2 separate regions of the Homo sapiens genome follow, and region 2 is linked to region 1. A link is a contact called in ENCODE Hi-C data. All regions are on one chromosome and are shown on one strand. Each heading gives the region's core, a stretch centred on a gene start or an enhancer-like site at or near the end of the contact. The rest is flanking DNA. Distances are from core to core; before and after follow the strand shown.

Evidence for each region. A loop is a pair of places that touch in the nucleus more often than their neighbours do. Pooled maps may share reads with other maps.
Region 2: a loop to region 1 is called in a pooled map, with 2.7 times the contacts of the local background. The contact joins the promoter of LNCTAM34A here to the promoter of SLC2A5 in region 1. A Hi-C loop is called at or near these places in 1 of 37 single-sample maps with no recorded cell type and 3 of 50 pooled maps.

What each region holds. Positions count from the first base shown.
Region 1 is chr1:9,067,067-9,073,659 of GRCh38, reverse strand. It overlaps SLC2A5 (solute carrier family 2 member 5), which reads left to right and starts at 4,025. Exons shown (of 12, transcript NM_003039.3): 1 at 4,025-4,156. The coding sequence starts at 4,124.
Region 2 is chr1:9,180,897-9,187,956 of GRCh38, reverse strand. LNCTAM34A (long non coding transcriptional activator of miR34a) reads right to left here and starts at 5,753. Exons shown (of 3, transcript NR_132738.1): 1 at 5,641-5,753; 2 at 4,150-4,324. It overlaps MIR34AHG (MIR34A host gene), which reads left to right and starts at 5,619. Exons shown (of 2, transcript NR_132742.1): 1 at 5,619-5,950. RefSeq lists enhancers at 3,621-4,481, 5,682-6,031, 5,343-6,203, 6,142-6,291, 6,204-7,060 and silencers at 4,762-4,871, 4,882-4,971, 5,282-5,641.

The DNA.
Region 1 (6,593 bases), core at 2,776-5,275:
AGGCATCCATTTAATAGTTCTACCAGTGAGAAACGGTTTCAGCTGCAAGTGACAGAAAACAAAATGAAGTATTTTTCTTCCCTACTAAGTCAAGTTGGTGGTGGGGAGCTGGGATGGTGCTCCACAGGGTAAGGGGCCCCAGCTCCTCCTAGCTTGGTGCTCTGTCCTGTGGGGCTTCAATCTCAAGGCCCAAGCTGGTGGCATCTACATTCCAGGAAGCAGGATGGAGAAATAGGCAAAGCTAAGAGAGCAAAGTTTCTGGAAGCTGCCTGCCATATGGCATCTTGCATACACTGCATTAAGCGGAACTTTATGTCTGTACTGACTGCAAGAGCAATGGGGAAATGTCTTTATTTTGGGCAGCCGCAGGTCTTGTTCCCAATTCTATTACTACAGAAGAGGCACTGACCAAATGGATTTATGGATGGGGAGGAGAAGCCATTAGCAGCCTGTACAAAAGAGGCCCGTGGCAAAACTTTAAAATTCTAGAACATTCCTAGCAGAGGTGAGGCCAGTAGTGACTGAAGTCCTGGTATCATTGTCTGGTCACAGAACAGCCCGGAGATGTGCCAGCTTGCTTTGTGGTATGGTGTTAACCCAATATTTTGCCCTGGTTAAATTTTTCTTATATAAAACATTTGCTTTTCATTCTGATTCAGAAAAGTAACTTTTATTTCTGTTTTACTTTTTTTTTTTGGAGACAAGAGTCTCGCTCTGTCACCCAGGCTGAAGTGTAGTAGTGCGATCTCAGCTCACTGCAACTTCCGCCTCTTGGGTTCAAGCGATTCTCCTACTTCAGCCTCCCAAGTAGTTGGAATTACAGGCGCACACCACCACGACCGGCTAATTTTTTTTTTTTTTTTGGCATTTTTAGTAGAAACGGGGTTTCACCATGTTGGCCAGGCTGGTCTCGAACTTCTGACCTCAAGTGATCCACTTGCCCCAGCCTCCCAAAGTGCTGGGTTTACAGGCTACCACGCCTGGCCTAGTTGTGTTTTATTATAACAGTAACAGAAACGCTCCTATTTCCTCTCCCCCATCCTATCACCAAGTGATTGTCAATTTTCCATCCTAAATATCCCTCAAGTGTATCTACTTCTGTCTTCTCCATCCCCATGCTGGTCCAAGTCACATTGTTCTTTCACCTGGGCTACGGCAAAGACCTTCCACTGCTCCTTCTCCCCACTTCCAAATCCAGCGGTCTCTTGTCCCCTCATCAGTTCACCTCTGGACATCCAGATGGAACTTTAATTTTTAATTTTTTTTATTTCTAGGGACAGGGTCTTGCTCTGTCACCTAGGCTGGAGTGCAGTGGCATGATCGAATTCCTGGGCTCAAGCGATCCTCTTGCCTCAGGTTTGCCAGGACCACTCCCCTCCCCCCAGTCCCACCTCACCGCTGCCATCCCCCTCCTCCATCTTTGAGCCACTAGGCTTCTCACAGTCTCCCACCCCGCCCTGCTCGCGGAGCCTGCAGGCCTCGGCCTCATGGCGGCCTGAGGCAGGGGCCTGGAGGCTGGTCCGCCCGCCACGAAGGTTGGGGGGTCCCTGGCCAGAAGCAGGACCCGGGCGAGGCTGAGGGGGACTCTGGCAGAAGCTGAAGGGGACCCGGGTGAGGCTGAGGGGGACTCGGGCAAAGGCGGAGGGGAACCCGGGCTGAGGCTGGGGGGGATCTGGGCTGAGGCAGAGGGGGACCGAGGCTGAGGGGGACCCGGGCTGAGGCAGAGGCCGAGGGGGACCCGGGCTGAGGCAGAGGCCGAGGGGGATCCGGGCTGAGGCAGAGGGGTCCTGGGCAGGGACAGGACCCACCCGGAGCCCGCAGGCCCGCCAGGCAGAGGGACTGGCTGAGCGGCCCGCAGCCTGGCGTCATGACGGCCTCCCGCCACGCCCCCGTCCCCGCGCTCGGCTCCCTCCAGGGCGGAAGCACGGGTCGAGCGTTGGTGACGCCATGGCTGTGCTTGCGACGCCCTGTCACTGGCAGGAACCGGGTACTGCGGCCCGCAGCTCCCGGGATGATCCCCTCTGGGCCTGAGGGCCTGGCTCACTGTCCCCGCTTCCCCGGGCTGGGCCGTCAAGGCGGGGACTGGGAGTGTCCGCGTCCCCCCCAGCGACCCCCGGTTTTAGTTACCCCCTCGCCCAAAGGCAGGGAGAAGTGGAAGATCTGGGCCTAGATAGAAGCAGGTGTCATGCACTTGACATGACTGATGACTACAAACTTTGGACGATTATTTTTGGGGGGAGGATGGGGGACGGAGATGAGTCTCGCTCTGTCGCCCAGGCTGGAGTGCAGTGGTGTGATCTAGGTGCGCTGCAACCTCCGCCTCCCGGGTTCCAGCTATTCTCCTGCCTCAGCCTCCCAAGTAGCTGGGATTACAGGCGTCTGCCACCATGCCTGGCTAATTTTTGTATTTTCGGTAAAGACAGGGTTTCACCATGTTGGTCAGACTGGTCTCGAACTCCTGACCTCAGGTGATCCACCCACCTTGGCTTCCCCAGGTGCTGGGATTACAGGCGTGAGCCACCGCGCCCGGCCGGATTCTTCTTTGTGTTGGATTGCACACCTGTACCCGTCTCCTCACTCCCCCATCGTTGATTTCCTCTCCCCACCCTACCCCTGCAATTAAAGTGCATTTTCTTTGGAAACTTTTTCTAGATCTTTGAAATAATTGGAAACCTCTGGTCTTGCTATGCGTTAGTCACAAGTCAGTGTGCTAGGACAGTGATACGCAGAAGAAAAAGACAGGCAGTAGCTGGTGAAAGGGAATGCTGAGTTCTCCCTTGTGAATAGGGACCCCCCCGACCCCCCAACACACACACACACACAGACGGCCACGCTGCTAGGCTTCTCACAGTCTCCCACCCTGAGCAACCCTGGGGATTTGCTGCTAATGCAAGGAACAGTGCCTAACACAGGCTCCCAGTCTCTGCTTGTTTAAAGATGCATGAGATTCAGAATCAATCACTAAAGTAACTGGATTTACGCCACAGCAAATAGAACTGGGAGTATGTTCTGTAAAGATGAAAACCTGTGGGACTTGTGAGACTTTGGATTTTGGCCACTTGCGCTGGTGTGCCCTGTGGCAGCTGAATGAGTGCCAAACATGGGGGGCTGACAGTGGCCTGGCCTTGAGATGGCCGGACCCGGACCAGCAGGTGTGACTCATTTTCCCTGCCCTGCCTGGAAAGGGGTTCGAGGTATTTACCACCTTCCCAGTAGTGATGAATACACAGAAAGTAACATCCCTAGGTCATTCTGAGCTCCTTAAAATGGAAAATAAGAGGCCGGACACGATGGCTCACGCCTGTAATCCCAGCACTTTGGGAGGCCAAGGAGGGTGGATCACTTGAGGTCAGGAGTTCGAGACCAGCCTGGCCAACATGGCAAAACCCCGTGTCTACTAAAAATATAAAAATTAGCCGAGCGTGGTAGTGCACGCCTGTAATCCCAGCTACTCAGGAGGTGGAAGCAGGAGAATCGCTTGAACTCGGGAGGCGGAGGTTGTAGTGAGCTGAGATCATGCCACTGCACTCCAGCCTGGGACAAGAGCGAAACTCCGTCTCAAAAAAAAAAAAAAAAAAAAAAAAAAACAGAAAATGAGAAACTTTCCCCAAACAGTATTACACGGTGACTTGGGCAAAACTGACTCTCCACCAAGAGACACTTGACTGTAGTTTTCCTGGCAGGGAGAGCATCTTTGAGGTCTCTAGTGGCCCAATCTGTTGCCCTCAGATTACCTGGTGTCATGTAGGGTGGAGGACAGCTGTTGTTTGCCATGCGTTCCTGACAGAAATAACCCTTCCAGTCATTCACCATGAGCCTGACTGGTAGAGACTTTAGCAATGGGGAAATACCGTAGACTGTTCCATCAGGACAATGCTGGGCCTGCAGTCCCCAGGGGGCACCCACTTACTTAGCCAAACCCCAGACGTTTCATTTAAAAGCAGAAGTGAAAGGAAGACCAGGTTCCTGAAAGGGTTATTCTGACTTAATCTGGCTATAAAAATGCTATTGGCTGTTATTTGGCATGGCCAAAGTGCACCCAGAATGTCTTCTCTCTCCATTCAGTGCACGCGTTACTTTGGCTAAAAGGAGGTGAGCGGCACTCTGCCCTTCCAGAGCAAGCATGGAGCAACAGGATCAGAGCATGAAGGAAGGGGTGAGTGTGTTGCTCAGGGAAAGGGGCCAAGAGCAGGCTTGGCTGCCAGGGCCTGTGCAGCCTTCCTGGAGAGTCGCTGGGGGGCTCCTGGTGTTGCAGAGGGAACTCTGTGTTGGGAGGGATTATGGTGGGGAGAGGGGGAAAGTCTTGTCCAGCAGGTGGTCTTTTATAGGGAGGAGAGAGGTTTAGAGACAAGTGCTCTGTGGAAATCATTCTACTGGAACAGCCTTTAACAGCAGGATCTGTAACTGAATGGAAGAGACCCAAAGGATTCATTTGTCCCAACTTGAACCAAACATGTTAGCTGCAAAATCCTTCTATGGTTGGTGAGATGTTTCGCTCTGCTTTCGTTTTGCTTTTGGCTTCAGGGCAGTTAATTTTTTCAGCAAGTAACATAGCTGAGCTGCATGAAAGCAAGATAAACTCAGAAAAGGCGTTGCTTGATTTGAATTTAGTTCAGATCTGTCACGTAGGTTTCCTGCCTTTTAGATCCTGAGGCTCCCTTGTTTTAGAGAGGAAAGATTTTCATGGACTCCTGCAACGTAATTGCAGTTTACTTTCTAGATTCCCTTGATTGAGGAAAATGCATAATGTCAGAAAAGTAACACTGACTTATTAACACTTTATAAGAATTTGCATTTATTCATCACAATAGCATCTGCTTATATTTGGAGTGGAGGAAGGATAGTGCACATTTTTGCAAAACAGCATTTGTTCAGGCATGGATGTGAGACCCTCACCATAGGCAGACTGGAAACATGCTCTGTAGCACATAGATTAAGAGTGGGTCTTGGGAGGCTGAGGTGGGTGGATCACCTGAGGTCAGCAGTTCGAGACCAGCCTGGCCAACATGGTGAAACCCCATCTCTACTAAAAATACAAAAATTAGCCAGGCGTGGTGGCAGGTGCCTGTAATCCCAGCTACTCAGGAGGCTGAGGCAGGAGAATCACTTGAACCTGGGAAACAGAGGCTGCAATGAGCTGAGATCACGCCATTGCACTCCAGCCTGGTCAACAAGAGCGAAACTTCATCTCAAAAAAAAAAAAAAAAAAAGAGTGGGCCTGGGAAGTAGAAGCCCCCAGGATTCATTCCTGCTCCATCCTATTCTAGCTGTGGGACTTGGGTAAGTTCTTTAACTCTTCAGTGCCTCAGTTTTCTCATTTGTAAAATGGGAGTAATAACCATACCGCCTCATAGGGTGCTGGAGCAATTAAATGAGATAATGCATGTAAAGTACCTGGCACAGAGTGAGTTCCCCGTAAATGTTACTACTTTTCTTTCTCTCTCTCTCGCTTTTTTTTTTTTTTTTTTTTGACACAGAGTCTTGCTCTGTCACCCAGGCTGAAGTACAGTGGTGCGATCAAGGTTCACTGCAACCTCCACCTTCTGGGCTCAAGCGATCCTCCCACCTCAGCCTCCCAAGTAGCTGGGATTACAGGCATGCACCACCACACCCGGCTAATTTTTGTATTTTTAGTAGAGATGGGGTTTCACCATGTTGGCCAGGCTGGTCTAGAACTCCTGACCTCAGGTGATCCGCCCGCCTCGGCCTCCCAAAGTGCTGGGGTTACAGGTGTGAGCCACCGCGCCCGGCCATCGTAAATGTTACTACTTTTCAATCATTCTTTAGGCTGGTTTCTCCACCTCCGCGTGATTTCCATTTGGCACTGGCTAACGCTTCGTTGTAGGGGCTGTCTTGTGTGTTATAAGATGTTTAGCCGCGTCCCTGGCTCTACCTTCTAGACGCAGTAGCTCCCTCCCCCAGGAGTGACAACCGATGTCCCCGAGAGGGCAGAATCCACTCCCAGCCCTCAACTGAGAGGCACTGCTTTGGAGTCTACTCAGCCCCTTCGCTTGGGTCATCTTGTTTGTCTTACAACTAAGAAAGTGTTAGACAAATCAAGTGTCATCACCTCCATTTTATAGAAAAGAAACGGAGGTGATGAGGACTTAGGTGTTTGGGGTCCAGGGAGGTCCTCCGCTGTCCAGAGAAAGGCACAACTGCCACGTTCCCCACGTCCACCAAGTCCAGCTGCAGAAAGGAATGGAAACACCCCCACGTGGCAGGCCCTGAAACTGAGTAACACATTGCGAAAGGAAATGATTCAGATGGCCACATGCGAGAGGCATGGGCTGACCCAGCTGCCTGCTGCCTCAGCCCTCCAGGGAAGGAAGCCTCCTCTGGGCCAGAGGGATGAAGGTGGGGATGGGCTTCCCGCTCCTGAGAGCAGCCTGCCCCTTGGGGAGAAAGCTGGGGCGTGCTGGGCTTCCCAAAACACTCTGAAGGAAGCGATCCCAATGGTCTGTAAGAATCCGGGAAATCATTAAGTGCAGCCGAGAGGGGAGGTAGGAGCCAAGGAGAAATGCGGGGGCAGGCGAAGGCTACAGAGGCTGCGCGGTCCGGGGAGGAGGGCGTCTGGCAGTATGGAGCCAGCT
Region 2 (7,060 bases), core at 4,504-7,003, 110 kb before region 1:
AGGCAGGAGAATCGCTTGAACCCAGGAAGTGGAGGTTGTAGTGAGCAGCTGACCTCCAGCCTGGGTGACAGAGTGACACTCTGTCTCAAAGAAATTAAAAAAATAAAAAAAAAAAGTAAAGGAGAACTGGGCCCGTTTTGACCTCAAGCTGGAGAAATGGGACATACCTGTTAGATGTATTTGTGAAACATGCAGGCAGCAAACAGACCTGGATGCATCTCACTTCTCTGGGCTTGAGGTCAGGGGGTTTCCGTGCATTATGATGAAAATGCAGGAGTTTCTCTCTGTGCCTGCTGTGTTTGTGAAATGGTGCCCTGTGTGTTCTGCGGAGGCGCGGAGTGGAGGGGAGTGTTCGCTGCCCCGCCTTTGGGGGTCCAGCAGAGGTCCAAATCTCACGTCTGTTGCTTACACACTGTAGGACCTTAGACAGGGTCGTGAGAATGAAGCTTCTCTGAGTCTCAGTTTATCTGCTAAATGGGCATAATACTAGGGATTTTACAGAGCTGTGGGGGGGATCAAAAGAGAAAGTCTGTAAAACACGTAACCGTACATAACATATACAATACAGACTCGATATGACAGCTAAATAATACATCTTTATGTATTAAATATCATTCCATCTATTGATTGTCAATCTCCTAAGAATAAACTGACCTCTCTCTGTCCTCAATTTAATTGGGAAAAAGGTTGCTTTGAGGCATGAGCCAAGGAATGGTTTTAGGAAAATAAACTTCTGGAAAATAAACAGAAGCTGAAAGCTACATTCGGTTAAAATGTCCAGTCAGCAAAGCAGTAAGTAAATACCTAAAAGTAATTTCCCCCTTTGTACAGTATTTTGAATTCTTGCATTTATTTGCCATTTTTAATCTGGTGGCAATTTCTTCACCAACACAACAAATTGGGCTTCCTTATTGAGAGATGGGGCCTTGTAAGTACTAGGTGGGCTCTTTGGAGCACCCCCAGCCATGCGGCATCACCCCCTGCCCCGCCCCCCCCCACACACACCCACCCATACACGGAGGCCTGTCCATCACCCCACCAAGCAGTTCTCTGATCTCAGGGTGCAGTGAAGAAAGCCCCTTCCTCTGAGACCCCTTCCTTCTGCAGGGTGCAGTCTGGGGCCCTGTGTCCCTGCAGTTCTGTCTGCAGGGGGTGTAAGAGACAGGTTGCCCAGGCCTCTTGATGATGTGCCGCCGTGGCCACTACAGCCCCCTGCAGAGACCCGCTGCAGCCCTAGGATGGCTGATCTTGTGTACTCCCTACTGAAATGAGATCATCTAAGTTAGCAGAGTTGCTGTTTATCAAGAGTGCTGAGGCTTTCCGGTAACTAGCTGGGTTTATGCCATATATTTCAGCCAGTAAGGAAGAATGCGAATGGTGGCTTTTTTTTTCTTTTAACTGAGATGAACCTACATACCATAAATTTCACCATCTTAAAGTATACAACTCTGTAGGTTTTAGTATATTCACTAAGTTTTACAACCATCACCACTATCTCATTCCAGAACATTCTCATCCTTTAATTCATTTATTTTTAAAATTTTAAATTAATTGGTTAATTTTTAGAGACAGGGTCTCCCTCTGTTGTCCAGGCTGAAGTGCACTGGTGTGATCTTGGCTCATTGCAGCCTCAGACTCCTGCCTCAAGTGATCCTCCTGCCTCAGCCTCCTGAGTAGCTGGGACTACAAGTGTGCACCACCATGTCTGGCTAATTTTAAAATTTTTTGTAGAGATGGGGTCTCACTATGGTGCCCTGGCTGGTCTCAAGCTCATCCTCCTTTTTAAATTCTCACTTTTGAACAAGATGGAGCCATGGGCTCCCTGGAGATCCACATTCCTTGGGTTCCTTGCCAGGCTTTCCCATTGGCTTGGATTGAGATGTTTCTTTCCCAAGCACTTTACTGAGTTCATTTTTCTCATCTGAGGTGAAAAGGTAATCTCAGAGCGGGAGGCCAGCAGGGCATGGTGGCTCACGCCTGTAATTCCAGTGCTTCGGGAGGCCGAGGTGGGTGGATCACTTGTGGTCAGGAATTCGAGACCAGCCTGACCAACATGGTGAAACCCCATCTCTAGTAGAAATACAGAAATTAGCCGGGCATGGTGGCGGGCGCCTGTAGTCCCAGCTACTCAGGAGGCTGAGGCAGGAGAATCGCTTAAATCCCAGAGGCAGAGGATGCAGTGAGCCGAGATCATGCCACTGCACTCCAGCCTGGGCGACAGACTCTGTCTCAAAAAAAAAAAAAGGTTGGGGCATGCCGAGCAGGCAGTCACCACCACGCCTGGGCCTCTGGGCCTCTGTGGTTAAATGTAGGACTCAAGGAAAGGCTTCCTGAGGGACCGTTGTGCACCGTGTCTGGGGTTGTGGGCGTCCTGCGCCAGGGGCAGATAGTGGAGGCTTGTCCGTGCTACCTCTGTGGTTCCCTTTCTCCAAAGCCCTCTTGACTGTGGCTTGTAAGTTAAAGGTGTAGGTTAGAGATGTGGCTATCTCAGTGCTCGGTGGATTCTAGAGGAGATATGGGTGGGTTCGGTGTCCCCACACCTGGCAGGGCTGGGGAGAAGTGAGACACAGTTTGGCAGATAGTGAGGCCTTTATAAAACATTATTTGTCAACACAAAAATGTTTAAAGAAAAAAAAAATGAGGCCTAGCCTTGGTGTGCCCTCTCTGGATGGAAAAATAGATAAGAATCAGGTTATTTCAATTCTCTAGCTGGCAGTCTGGTGTCTCTAAAGCAGATTCATCCCACTGTTAGCTGCCCAGGTCCAGGCATTTTGGTGGCTCTGAAAGGAAAGCAAGAAAAAAAGAGCCCACAAGGGTGGGGACCTCCAAGGAGAATGCTCCCAGGTCTGTCTGCAAGGAACAGAGAACCAATGAGCACCAATGTTCCCTCAATGCCTGGAACAAAACAGGTGCTTCATAGAGATGTTTTAGAAGAGCGACTGCATGCATGAGAGGGCCTACTGTGTGCAGCCACTCTGTCTTGCACAGTCCTTATCATCACCCTGGGGGTAGGGAGGTGTGCATTCATTTCATTCATTCATTCATTCATTCATTCCACAGTACTTATTGCATCCATACTAGGAGCCTGATGCTGTCGGTGTACACGAGGACACACGCTCAGCATGCGTAAGCAATTTGCGAAGTTGAGGCAGGATGGCAGGTACATGAGGAGTGAGGGCTTGGAGAACCGACAGGCGCCACCTTGGGTCGTGGGTCCACCCCGCTCTCCTCCCTGCGTTGGTTGTGGCCAACCCAGTCTTACCTTTCAGGTCCTAATTTCCTCACCTGTAAATGCAGCAGTCCTAGGACTTATCTCAAAGGGCTTTTTGAAGATTGAATGAGATTATTTGGGGGTGCAGGGAGAGGTTGGGAAGATGCTGGCACATTGCCCAGGCCATGTAGTGAGTCAAGGTTGGAACCCACTTTTGTCTGATCAGAAAAGCAGACCTCGGCCAGGTGTGGTGGTTCACACCTGTAATCCCAGCACTTTGGGAGACCGAGATGGGTGGATTACCTGAGGTCAGGAGTTTGACCTCAAGTCAGGAATTTGACCTGACTGGCCAACATGGTGAAACCCCGTCTCCACAAAAATTAGTTGGGCATAGTGGTGGGCACCTGTAATCCCAGCTACTCAGGAGGCTGAGGCAGGAGAATCACTTGAACCTGGGAGGTGGAGGTTGCAGTGAGCCAGGGTCAGGCCATTGCACTCCAGCCTGGGCAACAAAAGTGAAACTCCGTCTCAAAAAAAAAGAAAAAAGCAGACCTCTCCCTTGCCATGGGCTGCCTCTAGGACCCATCTGCCTCCTTTTATCCCTCTGAGTCTTTGAGGATCTGAGAAGCCCTTCACCTACTTGCCCTGTGGTGACAGGCACTCTGGACTGAGAGTGGGTATGGGATTGCCCCCCAGCAACAGGTGTAGGAAAAGTAGGCCTGACCTGCAGCCATCCACCTGCACCTGGGCGTTCTCACCTGCCAGCTGGCTCACGGCTTCTCTAGCACTGTTCTAGAATCACGGAGGAGTTTGGAAAACATGGGCTCATCACAGACACCTGTGAGAATAGGCTCACCGCCCCTCCCCTGTGAGAATGGGGGCAGGTCACCCCTGGCCTCCTCTCAGGCCCCCGAGGGTGCCCAAATGTGATTACGCACCTGGGTAGCATTCGCTTCCCTGTCCTCCTCCTAAAGAATCGTCTTCTCCCAGTGCCGGAGGAATGAGTCCCCCGTTCTCACCCCGGGGAGCGGTTGCCTCGTGAGTCCAAGGAGAATCCGCCCTTTCGTTTTGCGCAGGTGGAGATCTCGCGGGCCCAGTTCGGAGTCCTGCAAACTGTGAGTGTGCGAGGAGGGCTTGTTTCTGATGAAACCATTTCTGTCCCGTAACAACCCTGAGGGCAGAAACCCTTACAAAAGGAGCCACCGAGAGATTTGCTGTCCGCTTGATACTGGGGCACGGTGGTCCTGGGGGCAGCTTGTCCCGGAAGGGCGCGGGGCGCACTGGCTGGGATCTATAATGGTTGGGGCAGGAGGGTGGGTGGGGAGCCCCTTCTCCATGGCGGCGGGAGGTCTTCGGCGCTGCCCCTGCCCGCGCCTCCCTGCCCACCCCAAGGGCGCCCGACCGTGCGCGCAGGGCAGCGTGGAAAGGGTGGGAAATGCAGGGAGCGCGCCTTGGGGGCTGCCCCATGCTCCCCCCTGTAGCTCCGCGCTCAGGACCCGCGTCCGACTTTGCGTCTCTGGGAACCTTTAAGGCCGGTGAGGGGGGCTGAGCCGCGGCCCCTCGGCTGAGCCAAGCCCTGCCCCACGCAAGGTCCCCAGCCTGGCGCACCCGGCTCCCCAGCGCCGCGCGCCGGCCATGTCCCTTCCCACCCCAGCCCCCCGGGACCCGAGAGCCGTGCGGGGCCGAGCCTCGTGCCCCGAGGCACGCCGAGCCAAGTCACCCCTGCAGCCCGCGGCGCCGGAACTTGGGGGCGCAGTGAGTGGGGGCAGGGCGCCGGGCCGGCGGGCGGTGGCCGTGGCTGGGTGCCGGTTCCTGGCTTTAGAAGTCCTTTCGCATCTTGTTGAATCCGGGGCTGCATTGGCCCTCCGAGCTCTCCGGACTGGCAACGTCGCAGAGACAACAGGTCCTGACCCGGGACAGACCCCACACCCGCGTCCAGGACGTGGGTTTCTTCCCTCTTCCAGGCGAGAGGCCCTCGGACTGGGCGTCGCGGCGAGCCCCCCGTGGTTTCTGTTTGCTTTTGTACGGTCCCCCTTCCCCCCACCACCCTGTCCCGGCCCCACCCGGGCCTTGGTCCCACCGCGAAGGGGCGAGGAGTCCCCGGAAGGGTCGCGATGGCCGGGGAGTCCGGGACCTCGGCTCTGGGTAGGCGCGCCCCGCGACCCAGCGGCGGCGTGGGCGAGGGGCGCTGCGCAAACTACGCGCTCTCGCTGGGGAAACGCCAGCCCAGGCGGGCGGCGGCGGTGAAGGGGATGAGGACCAGGACCCCGTGCCCGGCGGGACTGGCCCCGCACCCCACGCCGCCCCCCTGCGGTGCGCACCGCATCTGCGCCCTAGGCCGAGGCCAGGCTCCGACCCCTCCCCCGCACCGACGTGATTCGGATCGCGCGGTGCTGGCGCCGCCTTCATGCGCCCTGCCTGGCCCCCACCTGGTCCTCTTTCCTTTTCAGGTGGAGGAGATGCCGCTGTCCCGTCGGTCTGGGGACAGCCCAGCTCCCCGGATCCCGGGCTGGAGAGACGCGTCGCGGCCCCGGGGCCTGGTGGCACGAGCAGGAAGGAGGACCCGGCGGCGGGCTCTGCCTGGGCTTGCCTGGGCTTGTTCCGAGCCGGGCTGCTTCTCGGTGACCACGCAGATCGGGGGCATTTGGAGATTTTGCGGGAGTCCTGCAGCCAAGCTCCGGGGCAGGAGAGGCCTGGAAGCCTGCACTACCTGCTCGCCCCGTCCCAGCATGCACCCAGGTAAACGCTTGTGTTTCTCAGTCCGTGCGAAAGTTTGCAAAGAAGGAGGCGGGAACTAGACCAACAACTTTAATAATCATAGTCATAATAATGAAAACCCTGTTCAATTGTGTAGCCTCCGTAAGGGGAAGAATTTCCAAGAAGCAACAAAATGTTCTTTGATTTCATAATCTCTGGGGAGAAAGGATTCCTTTTTTGGGGTTTTGCTCGGCTAGTTCTTTCTTCCCTCCTCTATCTCCAGCGTGGGGCGAGGAAGGCCGACTGGTTCATGGGTGGCAAATGGGGACCCTGGCTCTCTTGCGCTGCTGGCCACGGTGATATTGCAGCAAATGCTCAACCTCCCCAGTTCCTCTCCTCACCTTGAAAGTGGAGGCATTGATACTAGCCACCCATGGTTGCAAAAAACTCGCATGAAAGGGAAAGGAAAAGTGCTTCGGTCACTAAAGTAGCGTTGTCTAAGAGGTCAAGGCTTTGGAAGACTTTTGCTCTAGAAGAGGGGAACGGGAGAGGGGCTTTCAGCCAACCTGGCCCCGAGGTGAACGCGCGCGCCCCCTGCTGGCTGGAGCCCTGTCCAGCCTGTGAGCCGCCAGTGGGGAAGGAGACTGAGGGGAGGTGGTCCCTGGAGTTCCTTGCTCCTGGCCTGGAGCAGCAGGTGCCAGTGCTCCTGAGGCCCCCTCTCTCAGGTTACGTGGATGGGGCCTGTAGCACAGACAGGGCACATGCTTCAGCACCTCCCTGTTTCTGCGTCAGGTGGGGGACATGAGCTAGGCTCTGCAGAAGGTTCCAGAGCCTGGGCCTTCCTGTTGCATCCACACTAGGCTCCTGGAGCCCAGAGGTGGCTGGGATCTCTGCATACATGCATGTGAAACTCTAGCAGATACCAAGTCATGTTAAGGGGGCTAAACGGCCCACTGCAGTTATGTTAGCCAGTTCTGCCTCTGCCCAGTTCTGAGATATCTTTGGGACAAATGGCCACTCCTCTGAGCCCCTGTGTCTTCCTGCATGAGCCACAAATGCTGTGTAGTCATGGCTGAGGAAGAGGGAAGGTACCTGTGCTTGCAAACATTCCTCTTGAAGGACTATCCAGGAGCAGAGGGAGCAGCTGGGGGC